Linked DNA regions of Mus musculus: region 1 is linked to region 2. A link is a loop called in an ENCODE intact Hi-C map of the cell type or tissue named here. Cell type or tissue: heart. All regions are shown on one strand. Each heading gives the region's core, and the rest is flanking DNA. Links, peaks and the distances in the headings are about the cores only.

Region 1 (8,321 bases), core at 3,921-6,420, 290 kb after region 2:
TGATAAAGACTCAGTCAGTGCCTGTGAGGATAAGATCCTGCTGTCTAGCACATTAAGATACTTTCCAATAACATCTAGGATGATTGGTGTATTGCTTGAATAAATATGTCAGCTCAGAAGAATGGCATGGGTGTGATTTTGGAATCAGATCCACTAATAGAACAAGGCCACCAAGACCACATCTAATAAACTCCAGGCCTGTGGCAACATGGCTGCCCCTTCTCCAATGTTAAAAACACTCTAGCAAACACCCTAGAGTACAGCTCTCTAGCAGACAGCCAAAGTTCGCCCTAAAACATCCACAGTTGGCAGGAGTGACCCATACACTGTCCCCTATCGTTCTGTTTGGGGATCTGTTGCACCTCCCACCCACACTGCTAATGCAATCTCTGCCCAAGCAGTGCTTCTCCCTAGAAGCTGTCCACAGTGTGGTCTGCATTGGAGACATTCTGGAATAGAGAAACACTTGACTCCTGCCCTCCATTTTCCCCCATGTCTCTACAGCTTCCAGACACTGAAGAGGAGACAGACCACCACCAACCCCAGGAGCCTGAGATACCAAATCGTGCAACACACACTGGAGCAGACACAGTGTCCTAGGAACACTGGGTGGTTTTCTACTTCAAACAGATTCTGCCAAGCACCTGCTCTTTAGCAGCTCCAACGAGAGCCCTGAAGCCACTGAAGCAACTGCTGCCTAAAGATTAGTTTCAAAGCCAGGCAGATGCTGTCCTAAGGCTGGAAGGAGTCAGCTGCCACCTGGACCAGGTGGGAAGGCCCAGAGAGGAAGGATAGAATGCCTGAAGGTTCTCCTGTTATTGTATGTGTCTATATGTCCTTCCACCCTCCAGTCTTGTACATGTCCGTATGTACATCTGGTCATATGTCACCATGCACTCAAGGATGGGATGGAATCACTCATGGACATTCTGGCCCTCGGATGGCAGATTATGATGAGAAGCCTTCCAAATGCCTGGCAGTTAATCATTCCTGAGCAAGAGGCAACTTTCACATCCTTGGCCCACAGTATGTTTCATGAAAAGTGCTAACAGGCAATCCCATGCCCAGAGCCACTCGGCTTCTTCGCTTCCAAGCAGATACCACTGGCATTGGCCAAATATTAGGAATTCAATTGAGGCAGCAACAGCACCTACAACCCGAGACAATTCCTGGGATGCTTTTCTGTCCATCCTTGACTGTGATCACCAGGGCCAGGAGATACACAGAAAAAAGAGCTGAGGCTCCCATAGCTCACCAGCTCACCAGGAGATGGGGCAGGCATAATTTCACTATTGTCAAGTGATGCTCACTCTTCTACAGACTCAGTAGCAAAGTGCTGGGGGGCAGGGATGGGGGGCAGGCAGGGAGTAGGAAGTGACCATCAGGTCCAAGACAAAAAGGGTCTTTCATCTGCACCACACACACACCAAGGGTTCAGGGCTCATTATGGATGAGAGGGTAAAAAAAGTTTAAGAGCCAGTGAATGAACACAAGGACATAGTGTCTTCTGGATGCAGCAGGGCAGCTGCATAGACAAACTCAGAGTTGTGATAGTGTGCACAAGTCCTGTGCAAGCTCAAGTCAGACCAAATGCCAGCATGGAGAGGAAAGGTAAGCATGAAATTCTGCTCCTAGCTGAGAAATTATTGGCAACTGAAAGCCTCGGGGAGGGAGTTTTTGTTTGCCTTTTAATACTAATGTTGCCACTCACATGTCAGTGGTTAGGTCAGACAGGGCTGAAGGCTCACTCACCAGGAGGGAAACCATGCCTGGTGCTGGAAACCTAGCCAGCTTCCTGTGACGAGTGAGGTCATAGATGCTAGGGAAGAGTCTATTACCGCCACTCCGAAAGACCAGCATAATCCCTTACTAAATTCTAAATCTTATCAGTATCCCCAGAGACAAATGTAACTACCACCCTTCCTCTTTTTACAGCCAATGGAGACCACCACAGAACACCACAGCTAACACAATGCAGAACTCCATGGACCATGCGAAGCCCAACCCCAACAGACACAGCCGCATCACCGCTACTGAACATACAGCTCAGAGAACATGACAGAGAGAAGAGGAAGAAATATTTTAAGGCCCAAACTACCAGGAAGTCTGCTGTAAAATAGTCTCTCCTACAAATGGGGGCATAAACAAGACTAGAATAATACAATATCAATGGATGTGTTAACTTGGAAGAGGGAAAATTTGGGGGGTGGTCCCACCTCAAGACAAAGAACTATAGACACTAATAAATGCTGAGAGAAGGAGAATTAGCCTCTCTCAAGGACAAGGCCCCTTTGGTTGCCCAATGCAGAGTAGTCAGCCTTGATATATATACATGATATATATATATGTATGTATGTATATATATATATATATATATATATATATATATATATATATACATGATATATATATGTATGTGTATATATATATACATGATATGTATATATATATATGTATGTATGTATGTATGTATGTATATATATGTATGTATATATACATGATATGTTCCTGAGATGCTTTTCTGTCCATCCTTGATGATGTATATATATATCACATGTGTATTCTTTTGTTTTGAGAGAGAGGGGTGAACATCACCAAAAGTGAGTGTAGGAAATTTTCAAAACACAAATTTAAAAATAAAGACTAAAGAATAATTAAGAGGAAAGGCCCTTGCTGAAGCCAGGTCTTAATTGATTTTGAATAGGGACCGAGGTTATGAACTTGGCATGGAGAGCCAAGTGGGGAAAGTTCTCCGAAGAGAAGAATCCAGAAGGAAAATAGTCTTATATGAGTACATTGAGTGCGAGGTATGTTATGCAGAAACACCTTTGGCATCTCCAAGGCTCAGGTCCTGTGGCCCAGCTCCTTGCTGGGATCTCTGGAAAGCAACTTCGCCTCCCTTTGCTTGACTCTTACTCTGAAAGCCATTATTGGGTGAAATGCACCCAAGTATATAGTCTTGTCCCCAGTGTTAGGAGGTGAAAGACACACACCAGACAGAGCTCTGAGCCATCTCTGTGTCTGTCTCAACAAGAGAAAGAGTATTCTCCACATTTCTCCTAAGGGCTACATTCATGTAGGCAAGGTAGTTAATTCCCTATGACAGCAAAGGCTCCTCAGACTCCTTCCACCTACTCACAGCCAGGACTTAAGCAAGGCCTCAGGACCCCGCCCCCTCTGCAGCTGTGAGGACTTGAGCTAAAGACATAGAGAGATATTTGAGTGAAATTCCAACGACCAGTAGAAACCTCTAGCATCAGCCATGAGAAAGACAGCTCCTTTGTTCAGGAATGGCACCATGTGAGGCTCCTCATGGGGTCTAGAACCATCCAGTACAGTTGAGATCTGGAGAAGCCAGGACTAATGACAGTGACAGCAGTCAGCATGTGTGAAGGGCTGAGGCCTCTCAGTGACTCTGCACACTGCAGGGTCCACCACCCCGAATTCCAACCACAGCTACGAGGGTGCATAAAGAAGCAGCCATCAGGGACTCTGAGCACCGATCAACTCTACCATGCTTGCTTGCACACACAGTGCATGGCTGATAATTTGAGGACAGGGCAGGAGGGTGAAAACCTTGGCCAAGCTTTCCCTGAATCTGGAAAGGACGAAGGTCAAACCTGACATGCTTATCTAGCCTTGGTAGGAAAGAGATCCCAAACTTGAATGCACTGTTGCACGGCCAGAGAAGGCTGTCAGGGCAGGATTCTCCATATCCTTGCTTCATACCATCTACAGTACTCAAAATCTCTGATGTGCTGTGGTCCAGACAGTATCATTGGGGTTCACTTTAAAAAGAAGTGTAGCTGGGCATGGTGGTTCATGCCTTTAATTCAGCACTCAGAAAGCAGAGGCAGGTGAATCTCTGTGAGTTTGAGGCCAGCCTGGTCTACAAAATGAGTGCCAGGGCAACCTGGGATAGCCAGAGAAACTTTGTCTTGAAAAAAAAAACACATACATACATGCATATATACATACATACATACATACATACATACATACAAGCATTGCCACCACACTGCTCCTGGAAGACCAGCATTGTCCTGAGCCTGTTGTATTTCTGTTACCTTGCTTCTCTCCACACTCACAGGATATGCATGCTGCTGTTGTCATTATATTTTACCATCGAGCTAATAGAGGCTCAGATTGTTTAACACAACCAAGATAACCAGGTTGTCCTTGGTGGTGTGATTTCCCAGAACTTGAACCCAGGCAGCTTAACCCCAGAGCCTGAATTTGAGCAAATACACTAACATTCAAAATACATCCCCTTGAAAGGGAATTTGTATCATAAAGGCACCCTTTTCTGTTGGCCCAGCGCTCTGTCGGTAGCTCTAGATAACTAAGCCTTGGGTTGCTGTGACTTCAGATGGCTGAAGAATGTTCCCCACTGAGATGACACCAGAAGAAGTGGGGAAATGGAAGAGTTTATGTAAATCAGATTTCACAGATGAGGGGAAGAAGTAAGTACGTGCTCAGCACTGGGAACCGAGGTGGCAACCCAGCTACTCTCGCTCTGGTCTCCACTGGGGCTGGGCATGAAAGCAAAGTCAGCAGAAAAAGCAGACAACTCCTGGGGATGAGCTAGCCTGGGGTATTGGCCTGGAGATGGAAATACTGAAGTCTTCTGCTCTGCTCTGTCCGGAACTCTGGAGCCCTGGGGCTGGTCTGAAGGAACCGGACACAGGATTAAGTGACTGACACCTCAGATGTTACAGATGTTCATGACAATGCCCCAGGTAGACACTTAATGACAATGCCTGAGTGTTCTGGGTCCTGGATTTTGTGGGCTAAAGGCTGTACACAGCTTACTGGAACACATGGAGGAGCTGGAACTGCAGCCATCACGACACCAACTTGGGCCAAGAACTCTGAGTACCTTATAGAGATGCTGCTGCCCAGGAAGAAAGATGTGCTGGGTTTTCTGGATAAAGAGAAAGTACATTCTGAACAAGGAACTCAATATTCTCATCTTTGGCAGCCAGGACCAGTGGAATGTCAGATTGCTGTCAGGCCTCTGCCACAGCCCCTATAGATGAGAGCACTGTCGCTGTCACAGGATAACATGAGTTCCAGATTCTCCAAAGCAGAGTATAGCCTCCTCTGTGACATGCTAGAGGAGGCCACCAAGCCACTGGATGAGGTTTATCTTGGCACTCCCAGATTCCCTCTCTAGACCATGTCATCCAATGTCAGGCCTTCAAGAGTGTGGCCTCTGTTAGGCCTTCAAGAGTGGGGCCTCTGTAGCAGAGCCAGGAAAGTGCACAGCAGGTTTATCTTGCAGAACTGTATGGAAGGACACTTACTGCCCCCTACTGGGCTGAAGACCCTGGGAATTACAGAAGCCCAGATGTTCTGCACTGTAGATCTGCCTTCCTGTAAATGTGATTTCTACAACAGCACAGAGGAGCTGGCTTAGAAATATAAGGATGCAGAAGTGACTATCACGGTCCTCAGGGACCCATTACCCAAGAGCAGAGAGCAACCATCACTCTTACCCTCCTGCAAGTCCTAGGGGAGTTCCCCATCCTAGCACTGGGGCTTCCTTTGATGTAGCCCAGCCCATCTGACATCATTGGTGGTCAAGACTTTGGTACCCAACTGGAATCTAAAAGAGCTAAGTAGAGCTGGAGTTTGCCCATCCTGGATTCACATTCAGTCCAGTCTGTATTACTCAAAATTTCTAAAGCCAAACTATCATCAGAGTCACTCTGAAGAGACATAGATACAACATGCATTCCTGGAAGGCTGCAATTGTCCCCCACGTTTCTCATCTTGTTTCTCTCTGTAACCTTAGAAAATTGCATGTGGCTCCTATCATTTCCATTCTGCACTTGGACAAGGGAGCCCTAGAGACTTTAAAAAGCATGTGCAAGGTCACACAAGCAGCCCTTGGTGTTGTGACCTACCAGGAATTGAACTCAGGGAGCTGAACCCTAAAAACTGTACTTTGAACATACACCTGAAATTTCAAAATGCATGCCCCTAAAAGGTCATTGGTGGTTTTGTTTATCAGTACACTACCTGTCCTGCCAGGACATAAGCCCTTTGCTGCCCAGAATGATCAAGCCTTGATCTGTTGTGACTCATGATGGTCCATGCTAAGAAATTTTCCCCAGTAAGAAAACACCAAGAGAAGGAGGAATCATGAATGCTCTAGATAAGAAAGACTATAAGAGGTTTTCATACCCTGGAGGAAATAAGTGGTTGCAAACAGGGGCCCAGACAGCACTGTGAACTGTGCATAAGGACCCAGAGTCTCCAACTCTGGCTTCAGTTGGGTAAGGGAGGAAGCACAGTTAGTAGGAAAGACAGGACTTAGAGACAAGGTGCTCTGGAGTGCTGACTTGGAGACAGAAATACCTAAGTGTTCTCTCTTCTGCTGAGTTCCAGAGCCATGGAGTTGGCACAAAGGATCTTGGCACTGGGCTGCATGGCCATCGTGTTGGTTCTACAGGAGACCATGGCAGAGTACCCCAGCTGGATGTTGAAAGGCAAGGCCCAGCTGTTCACAGACCTGGGTGCCCAGGAGATGGAGGCTGTGCACAGCTTCCTGATGAGTAGGATGGAGCTGGAGCTGCAGCCATCAGGCACACAGGCTTTGGACAAGAATTCTGTGTTCCTCATTGAGACTCTGCTGCCCAACAAGAAGGAAGTACTAGAGTTTCTGAATAAAGGAATCAAACCTCCTGTGTGGGAAGCCTGTGTCATCATTTTCTTTAGTGCCCAAGAGCACCCCACTGTTACCGAGTTTGCTGTAGGACCCCTGCCATCTATATGAGAAAACTCCCCCAGGCCCAGAGAAACATTAATCCTGAGCATCCAGACCCATGTCCAAAGCAGAGTGAAGCCTTCTCTACCACAGAATCAAGAAGGCCACCACACGAAGAGGCCACAGGGGAGGAGTTTTTCCTTGGCACCACCAGCTTCTCATTGGATCAATGCAATGGCCAGTGTCTGGCCTTCACCCATGTGGTCCCCATAGTATGGATAGAGGCTGTGCATAGCTTTCAGATGAGCAGGATAGAGCTGGAACTGCAGCCATCCAGTACACAGGCTTTAAACGATAACTTTATGTTCCTCTTTGGGGCGCTGCTGCCCACGAAGGATTTGACAGGATTTCAGAATAAAGGAAAGATGCTTCCTGTGTGGAGATCCTGTGTCGTCATCTTCTCCAGTGCCCAGTGACACTCCAGCAGCTGTTGACTTGTTCAATGTTGAGGACCTGCACAGGGCAAAACAGTTCTGTTCCAAAGACAAATTAATAGATTGCTCCTCCTTTTCTCCTTATGCTTCTAGGCCCCCAAAGCAGTTTCCATACACTGCAGACCAGACAGGAAAATATCACTAACCCCAGGAACACAAGACATCACCAGGTTCAGTCCCTGCAGCTGAACAGGTGCAGTGCTCCCAGGAGTGTAAGACCACCTTCTGATTTGGACAGACTCTACCTCAGTATCTGTTCTTTATCAGCCCCAAGTAGAACCTAGAGGGTCACAGGCACAGCTACTGCCTACACCTCTGCCCTGGGCTCAGAAGGTGCTACTGTCTCCCTGGTTTCTTCTCTACCTGCAGGTTCTGCCTGGCAGTGACCAAGCATCAGGAGCCTGAGCAGACTGGCACCAACCTATACAACCAGGACCATCCAGGGAGCCCCTTGGGTCTTGGAGAGCTTCCTTGAGAACAATAACATCATTGAAGATGAGGTACTAACCCAGTCCTCTGGTCTCTATGTGGACCTGTTTCTGGTCCTTATAGTGTGGTCCTTCGCAGGACAGAGAGCAAGTTCAGAGGTCGTGACATATAAGCCTATCTCTTTTAAATGGGACTAGGGATATCTCAGGAAGTTTATAGACACATCTAAAACTTCCCCAGTCAGAGTACCTTCAGGAGGTCAGTACTTAATATGTCCCTGCCCAGTGAGCCTGTGTCTGTCCCATGAGATCTGGTGGCCTGGGTCACAGTGACCTTTCTGGACAGCCCTGATATTAAAGACATCCCCAACATAGCTGGCTATACCTAGAAACTCCACAGTCTTCTTGCACTAGGTCTTCAAATTTTCCCATGGCATCCAGAAAAACCGATGAACAATGGCCACAACTCTGTCAGAAAGTGGACAGTCAAAAGCAGGGACTGCCTGATGCCTCCTCCAACTATGAAGGAAGAACCTATAATCCAGTGTGAAAAGGCCCAGCCTCAGGACCTGGATAACAGCCCCAAAGGCCCACAGATTCAAACAAAAGTCCTTCCAGTGTCCACCCTAGCACACTTAATCCTAGGAGCAGATGGAGGACATGGGCCACACCCACGCACAGATGGGT
Region 2 (8,321 bases), core at 2,835-5,334:
GAGAAGTTTGTCTCTAAGTCATTTTAGATTCTGTCAAGCTGACAGCAACGTTAATCATCACAGACAACTTTGTTACAGCTGGAAAATCTAGCCCACAGAGCTTGGGGACTAGAAGCACAAATTACAGTGATAACTGACAATGATAGTAGATGTGACTCTTTTGATGTTTCTTGGTTTCAAGGTGTTCTTCCTGCTGGGAACACAGTGACACACAGAGGTCATTGTTTTAGTGTCTCTTGCATCTTAGTAGGTAGCACCCATCCTTTCTAAGGGTTGCCCTTGGAGCTGGCAGTCTGAGTTGCTTACCCTCTCTCAAGCATCAGAATGCTGACCATCTATTGTGCTATCCTAACTCTCCAATGTGATGTCACCACTGGAATGCAATGAGTTTTCAAATGGGAGTGGGGATGAGGGTACGGTTCGCCCTGCAGGGAACATTATGCCTTTCCCAGAGACATTTCTATTGTGATGCTCCTGACTTGTAGAGAGTAGACTTCAGGAGTAGAGTCAGCTCATAGAGGGTATTGGGCAGTGCACTGAATGGTCCTCTATAGCAGAAGCCCAGCTGATCTTCAATGTCAGAAGTGCTGGTGCTGAATGAAATAGATTCATGTTCGATGCTGCAGAGCATCCATACAGTACAGATCTCTCCTGAACAAAGTGGGAGGAGCTAATGGTGCGTCAGTGTCTGTTGAGCTGATACACTAAGCATGTGCTTATTCTTTACGCTGGGATCCTCTTCTTCCGCACAGAATTCCCTTTGGCTTTATGTCTCTCTCTTCCTGTCCTGAGAAAGAAATCCTGAAGACTCTGACCTTTATAGCTTAAACGGGCTTTGAAAATTGGCTAAATCCTTAAAAGGGAGGGGGAGGTCCAGTGCTGGCACAACCTGTGAATCTACAAGCAAGAAGAATCTAGAACAGCACCGTTTGCAACCTGTGGGTCACGAGCCAGCCAAAAACATATTTCCGGTGGTCTTAGGAACTGAGACACAATTCAGAAGCAAATTAACAGTTATGAAGTAGCAACAAATATGAATGTATTGTTGGAAGGCTCCTAACCATCAGAAATGTTTCCCAATGGTCACAACCCACAAGTTGAAAAACATCCATTTAGAAGAATCACTTGATTATGAGTCCTCTTTTACTACTTTAAATACAATTGTCACCATTTCAGGAAAGACGCCTGCTTTTCCTTCCATCACCACGCTTGTTCTGACACCATGAGCCTAGTCTCTCCCACTGCCTCACTGCTGTCTCCCTAAGACCGAGGCATTAATGTGCCTCAGGTTTCATATCTCACAAGAGGCAAGATGATGTTTATAAGACACTCTGGTGGCCTCCATTCATGCATGTCTCTCTACCATTTCTGACAATAGTCATGGCATCTACCCAATAAATGAAGAATGTAAAAATCTAGCTGTTATTAACAAAACACACTTCTCCCCTCAGCCACACACAGTTCTTGTTGATTATCTTTCAACTTCATTGTCTTCACAGATGGTGTTGGTGGCTTGTGTTCCCACAGATGAAAGGGCTAAGTTGAACAGAATCAACTCTGGGCAAAAGTGTCACACCCCAAACCATCTTAGGTAGTGGGGGTAAGAGAGGATGGGAGAACAAATCCTCCTTCTCCTTTCTCTTCCAGAGAGGAGATGCAAACTTCCAGACAGGGATAGGCAGTCTGAGGTCAGTAGAGAAGAGAAAAGAGCAGAGGGCAGGTTGATTAAACGGAAGCCCTGTGAGGTGGGTGGGCGTGCCCGAGAGTTCCAGATGATTGACACTAGTGAGGTGAGAGAGGAAAAGAGAATCTTTAAGTCCTGAGATGCAAAATAGACACTCGATGATCATCAGCAGATGGGTCAGAGTAGTTTTGCAATCTGTCAGGTTGAACTGATCTTGGCAAAGATCTGGGTAAATTCCAGTAGGGCAGGGACTAGAACAGCAGGGAGGACCCTAGCAGGAAAGCCACACCTAATTTCAGAGAGGTCCTAGGGGTTTCTGCCACTCCCACAACTTGGGCTAGCAGCCTGGTGCCAGTGGCCTCTGCATGCATGCCTCTATCATCTCTGCCATCTTGGTGAGTTGGTTCTGCACCAACTCATACACGTCGTTGGAGTAGTAAGTTTCCCACCCCAACCCTGCTGAACTCCCTCACAAGGCTTGGGAGTAGGCCCAGTAATTGCTCATCCCGTGCCCCGTGCTCACTGCCTGTGACAGGGTTGTCCAGAGTGCACACTCAATCCCACACTCGGCTACCAGCTCCCTCAGTGCACTGTTGTCCCTGCAATGCACGAAATACAGCGGAAATCGCCATCCAGGTAATTCCCTTCTTGCACATGTACACCATTACGCCATTGCCCGCTCCCCAACACCTCTTCACCATGGCCAGTGCTTGGAGCTCCTACGTGGTGAAGCGACACAACTGGGTGACCAGCAATAGCATGTGTGCCCTGGGCACTGAGCACGAAGCAGCGGGCAGGGAGGCCTCAGAGCTGAGGATGTCAGTGTGTTCACCACCTCCACGTGCCAGCTGGCCCACCTTCTAGGTTCTGGCGCAGGTTCTGGTGACTGGCATAGCTTTCTGCCTGGAGAGGAAGCACTTCTGGCCCAGGATGCTGTTGCCAGTGGCACTCTTGCCTGTCCAGGTGCTGCCCACCAGGATGAACTTCAGCTGAGACTCCTGCGAGGCTCAAGAGATCTCTGAGTCTGAGAACCAGATATGGCAGCACTGTGTTAGGGACACAGGCTTTTCTTTGAGATTCACCTTGTATTCAAGCCTTCAGTACAAATGGGAAGGACCCACACTGCCTGCTCCCCTGAGAAGCCTGGTGCTCCCCTGGGAGGCCTGGTGCTCCCATCTGCTTTGGGCTCTCTGAGCTCAGGCTCTTCCCGGATCTCTCCTTTCTGCATCTGGATTCTCTGCATACCTGAAGGTGCTCCTTCAGAGTTTCTTTTTATAAACAAAGTGTTCTTTTATAACCCCCGGGTTTACCAGGGTCTCTGGCCCTGCACACACGGGCCGACCTGATACTGCTTTGACCCTTATGTCCCCACAGGATGCTGGGTGTGGAGCATGGGGGTTGACTGCAGCCCACCACGTGCTCCATGAGTAACCACAGGAAGTGCTCAGTCTAGGACACATCGCAAGACTGGAGAAAACATGGGGCTTTCTCAGGGTTGTTGAAGAAAGTTCATTCACCTTCTTCTGTCTTTCAACTCGCCTGTCTCAAGCCAGCTCTCTCCTCGTGGTTAATTTTTTATTACCTTTTATTTACTTAGGGGGAAAACAGCCATGTCCTGTGGAGGCTAAAGGTCAGCTTTCAGGAGTCCGTTCCCTCCCTCCATCATGTGGGCTCAGAAGCTGAAATCAGCTCATCAGGTTTGGCAGCCTTTACCCACCCAGTCATCTCCCTGACTCCAAATACCCAGTTAATTTAATTTCCCATCCTCCTAACACTGGGGACCTGGTGAGTGAAGCTCACTCTAGGACTGGATTTCCCATCCCGTGTGTGTGTGTTTTTTTTTTGTTGTTGTTGTTGTTGTTTTTTGGTTTTTTTTGTTTTTGTTTTTGTTTTTGTTTTTTTTAATGTGGATACCAGAGTAGGTTCAGGATCCTCCATTCATGCTGTGGTAACCAGTTGACAGGCTGGTCAAAGCTCTGAGCTCCCAGGAAGACAGGATTAGAGACACAGCCGAATGCAGGACCCAGGTCTGGCTGTTTCATCCCAGGGGGTCGGGGCTTCCAGACTCCACCCCTTTCTTACTCTGAGTTCACACACCAGCCAGGATGCTTTGCAGAGAAGGGCTCTTACAAGCGCCTTCTCATCTCTTTCCATCTTCCTCTCCCTGACTCCGTGCTTCTCTCAGTTTTGGTGTCCTCCTTCATGTGCTCATTTCTGCAATCGGGCAAAACCCACCTACAATATCAGGCAAGGTCCAAGGCACAGGACTTCCTGGCGACAAAGCAAGGCTTCTGTCTGCAAGGAATTAAATCTACGTGTGTGCTTTGGGGGGGACAGACAAGTGCTTAGAGACACAGAAGGCACATTTTGTCTGATATTGAATTGTGCCAATCATTTTGGGGTGACATCTAGATTTTTAGTACTAGCACCAGAAGAAACAACCACACTACCTTGAGTTAGAGCCACACTGGGAGAGTACTGGGCATGCCTGGATATGTCTTTTCAGGGGCTCCAAGTACAAAAGACCAAAGGAATGTTGGACTGTACACTCCATGCAATCTTTAGCTCAAATGTAAAACTTCCCTGGGGTTCCAGGTCACAGTAGAAGTTACAGATAGTAGCTGTCCCCAGGAGAAGATGACCAACTCTGAGAACTGTAATCTTTACTCAGTGACTTTGGGGCCTACCTACGCTAGGGAAACATGGAAGAAGAGAGTTTGGGAACTGGAAAAGAAGTTGACCTCTAAGCAGTGTCTTCAAGTAAAGCTGGCTTGTCTAGACACATCTGGATATGGTGTGTGTTCTGGGGGGGGGGGGGACTAGTACCTCCTTTCTACCTTTGTTGTTCTTTTCCCCAGAGCTGAGGGTTTCATAAGTGACTTGATCATGCCTTATCTTCACACTCATCAATACCACTGAGCACTCCCTGGTCATTTGTGCCTGAGCACAGAGATACACTTTCTCGTTAGTCTGATTTCCAGCTCATTTCCCCCCTAATTTCACTCAGCTAACTCCAGCTGAAACCAGATTCTGAATCTCTCCAGTTTTCTCTCCTGTGATCCCAGGGCTACAATCTGCGTCCTTACACGTGTGCTTCTCCATCATTTCCGAGTCTACCTCTTTGTCTCGGCTCAGACTGTTCCAGGTGGTAAATTCCTTCCCATTATCCCTCCAGTGGGTACAATATGAAGAAGGGGCATTCAGTGAAAACACTGACAGTCTGTCTGTGACTGAGAGTCTTTGAGCACACACAGGTTTGGCTACCATTCAACCTTAGGGAATTTCTATTCTGCATTGACATACTCTTCCCCCTCCCTACAGCCTTCAGTAGGACTCACCCTGTAGTCCTGTGTCATTAACTATTTTGCATGTGGAAATTACCAAACTTCAGGAACTGACATCAGAAATGAAGAAACAGCCACAAGATTTGGAGACAGAGAATCTAGCAGAACCTTGAAATCCTGTCCAAGAGGCAAGTTGTGGGAAGCTGTTGCAGAGTGGCAGTTGCAGAGTGGCAGTTGGCTACTGCTGGCCACCACACATACATAGGCAGTGAAGGTTCTTTTGCCAAGACAAGTTAACCAATCAGATGTGAGACATGCCTCTCCTAGGCCTATGTAAGCAGCACCAGTTCTGGGCTCAGGGTCTTTTCGCCTCTACAATCGAGCTCTCTCAATAAACGTGTGCAGAAGGATCCTGTTGCAGCGTCGTTCTTCCTGGCCAGTCGAGCGCGTGCAAGAGCAAGTGTGAAAGTGTTCTGCAGGGGATCCAGAAAGTCCACGAGCCAATTTGTGAGGAAGAATATTGGCAGGGGGAAGCATTGCAATCCCTTCAGCATGCAGACACATCTGGGTGTTCCTAGCTAAGCCAGGAGCTTCACTTGAAGAGCCCAATTCATAAATGATAAAACTTGAACTGTTGGTTGGAGGGAGTCAAATATGTAAGATCTGACAATGTGTGTTCTCCAAGGCGTCTCCAAATCTGACTAACGCAAAGTCTCCCCAAGCCAGAAATTTGGAAATTATCTATGGACAGCTAAAATAATTTTCATAGAGATTTTGATTCATAAACATGTTTCTATACCTTTTTTGTTTTATTGATTTGGGGGCAGGGCTTCACTGTACAGTCTATGTTGTCTAAGAACTTCTGCTCCTGTCTTGGCTTCTCTAGTGTTGGCATTTTGTTTGTTCTCCACAGTTAGTCCCAAAGCCTTATGTTTAGTAAATGTTTCTTGCCTCCTGGTGTCTCTGATGCAGTTGGACCAGGGACCCCAGATTGGGAATTTGTTCTCCTGGTCCCCTCACCGACCCAATGGTAAGAAGAGTCACAGACTTTGGCACTCAGAGGACTCTGGACAACTTGGGTCGGGAAGAGCGTTAACAAAACATGAAGACCACGTTGGTATCCTTCAACATCTCCTGAGAGACACCGTTGTGCCTGGAGCTGAGGAAGCCACAGCTGTAGGGTTGTCACTTTTTTGATAGTTCCCAGGTTTGACTGGTTCACACCATGTCAGCTTTTTGGTTTTTTTTGTTTGTTTGTTTGTTTTTTGTTTTTTCTTGTGGTTTCTATTTGGGGAGTGTATGATATGGCTGTTTGTTTGTTTGTTTGTTTGTTTTTCGAGACAGGGTCTCTCTGTATTGCCCAGGCTGTCCTGATACTCACTCTGTAGATCAGGCTAGCCTTGAACTCAGAAGTCCACCCAGGTACTTCCTTCCCTGGTGCAGACTCGCCTTTCCTGGGGACAGTCTCTGACTGGGCTTGGGGAGGTCCCCACCTCTTACTTTTGTTTCTGGTGTGAGCATGGGCTTCTTCCCAGAGCCTGCCAGAAGTCATCCAGCCTTCTGAGCTGAGTTCAGGGTGTTCAGAGGAAGCCTGATGATGTAAAGCTAGAGGAAGTCTCACCAGTGGGGTGGTGAGCATGTTTTGTAGTGGGTGTCTCCCCTACAAAACTTACCCTCCTAGGGCTAAGAGACCTTAGATCTAAGACATCTTGTCACAGTCACATGGCAGTAATATCTTGTCCCCAGCAGGAGCTGTAACCTAAGAGGAAAATAATAGCTCTTAGAGGCTTTTCTTTACCTCTAGCCTCTGACCATGAATCTACCTCTAGTCATATTTTGACTTTTAGCTATGTTCCTATAACAACAGTCTCCCAGACTGATCGCTGTATGAAGGCTACTCCTCCTGGGGGCTTGCCATCTCATGCTCATCTTCTAAGGCTTTTCCACATATTTCAAATGGATAGGGAATACAGAGGACTTTTGGAATGGCAGTCATTTTCTTACCCCCACCCCCTTTCTTAGACGGGATTTCTTTAGCCCAGGCTGGCCTTGAACTAGCAACATAGCTCAGAATGCCTTTGCCTCCACTTCTTTGCTCTGGCCTCCACTTCTTGATTGGTGAGATTATAGGCATGTGCCATTATATCTGTTTGATGGAGTGCTGGAAATAATCCAGGGCCTGCTGTATACTAAATTTACATTCTAGCAACTGAACCACATCCCCAGACCCTGGAATTGAAATCTATCTACTCCAAGGTTTAATCTAGCCATCTATGCTGGCATCTGCTTCCCCTCTTAGGCATCATGAGAGCTAATGAGATAGCCCATCACTGTGTGAGAGAAGGCTGCACGCAATGTGATGACGTGGGCCATGGGACCACTTAGGTCACACTAGCAAGTTCTATGGTCTTTTCTCATTCTGCAGACTTTCTGAGTTGGTTATTGCAGTGTAGTGCAGAGGTTTATTGATCCATGGGCTAATTGAGTGTAGTCTGATTTTCACAAATTGTTACTAGTTCATCATCTTTGGCAATGGTTCTAGACTCTCCTTGTCCTTCTCATAGCCCTCCATTGTTGTTTTCTGCACTAGAAAATGGAACCCAGAGTTTTGTGCATGGTAAACAAGCTCACTCTACCGCTGAGCTCCGTTTTTAAAACGTTGTGTTTTGAGGCAGGGTCTCTCTCACAAAGTTGCCCAGGCTGGCCTTGAACTCTATCTTGTAAGCTGGCCTTGAGCTTGTGGTCCTCCTGCTTTAGTATCCCAGGTAGCTAGGATTATAGGGCTCTTACCAACAGGCTCTAGATTTTGTTGTTGGTTTTGTTGTTTGATTTTATTTTTCATTTTGTCTTTTGAATTTTTATTTTTAAAGACATTTTATTTATTTATTTGTATTTATGTGAATGCATGTATGCTTGTATGCAAGAGCCTGCAGAGGTCAGAAGAGATGTTGGATTCCCCTGGAATTAGAGTTGCAATGGTTGTGAGTCACTTGATGTGGGTGCTGGGAAGTGAACTCAGGTCCTCTGCAAGAGAGGCAAGTGCTCTTAACCACTGAGGCATTTATAATCCCTATGTTTTGTTTTGCTTTTAAAAGAGAAGTTTTAAGTTCCTAATAAGATTGGGAGGAAGAGATGGCAATATCTCTCATACCCTCACTTATGCATGCCCTCCCCTGTTGTCAATATGGCCACCGGAGTGGTATCACTTAGCTTATACAGCATTATTAGCCGATGTCTACAACTGGCACTTGTTTCACTCTTGGCATATATGCTACAGACTTGGGCAGTGCACGAGAACATATATACACTGATATAGTATCACAGGAAACATTTTACTGTCCTAAAAGTCCTCT

The links. Peaks named below come from ENCODE experiments on the same cell type or tissue, not always from the same donor. Only the 100,000 strongest peaks of a DNase experiment are listed, where the experiment ranks them.
Region 1: it touches region 2 in a loop (5-fold over the local background); 2 of 42 quality-filtered maps call a loop at or near these places.

What each region holds. Positions count from the first base shown.
Region 1 is chr6:48,949,862-48,958,182 of GRCm38, forward strand. It overlaps the pseudogene Gm18538. Among named protein-coding and RNA genes, the nearest start is that of Gm24348, 19 kb to the left of the region's middle. In heart, for the core only: a CTCF peak has its summit at 5,317 (motif pointing left); no DNase peak of the experiment used is centred there.
Region 2 is chr6:48,663,155-48,671,475 of GRCm38, forward strand. It overlaps the pseudogene Gm44262. Among named protein-coding and RNA genes, the nearest start is that of Gimap9, 8.8 kb to the right of the region's middle. In heart, for the core only: no CTCF peak of the experiment used is centred there; no DNase peak of the experiment used is centred there.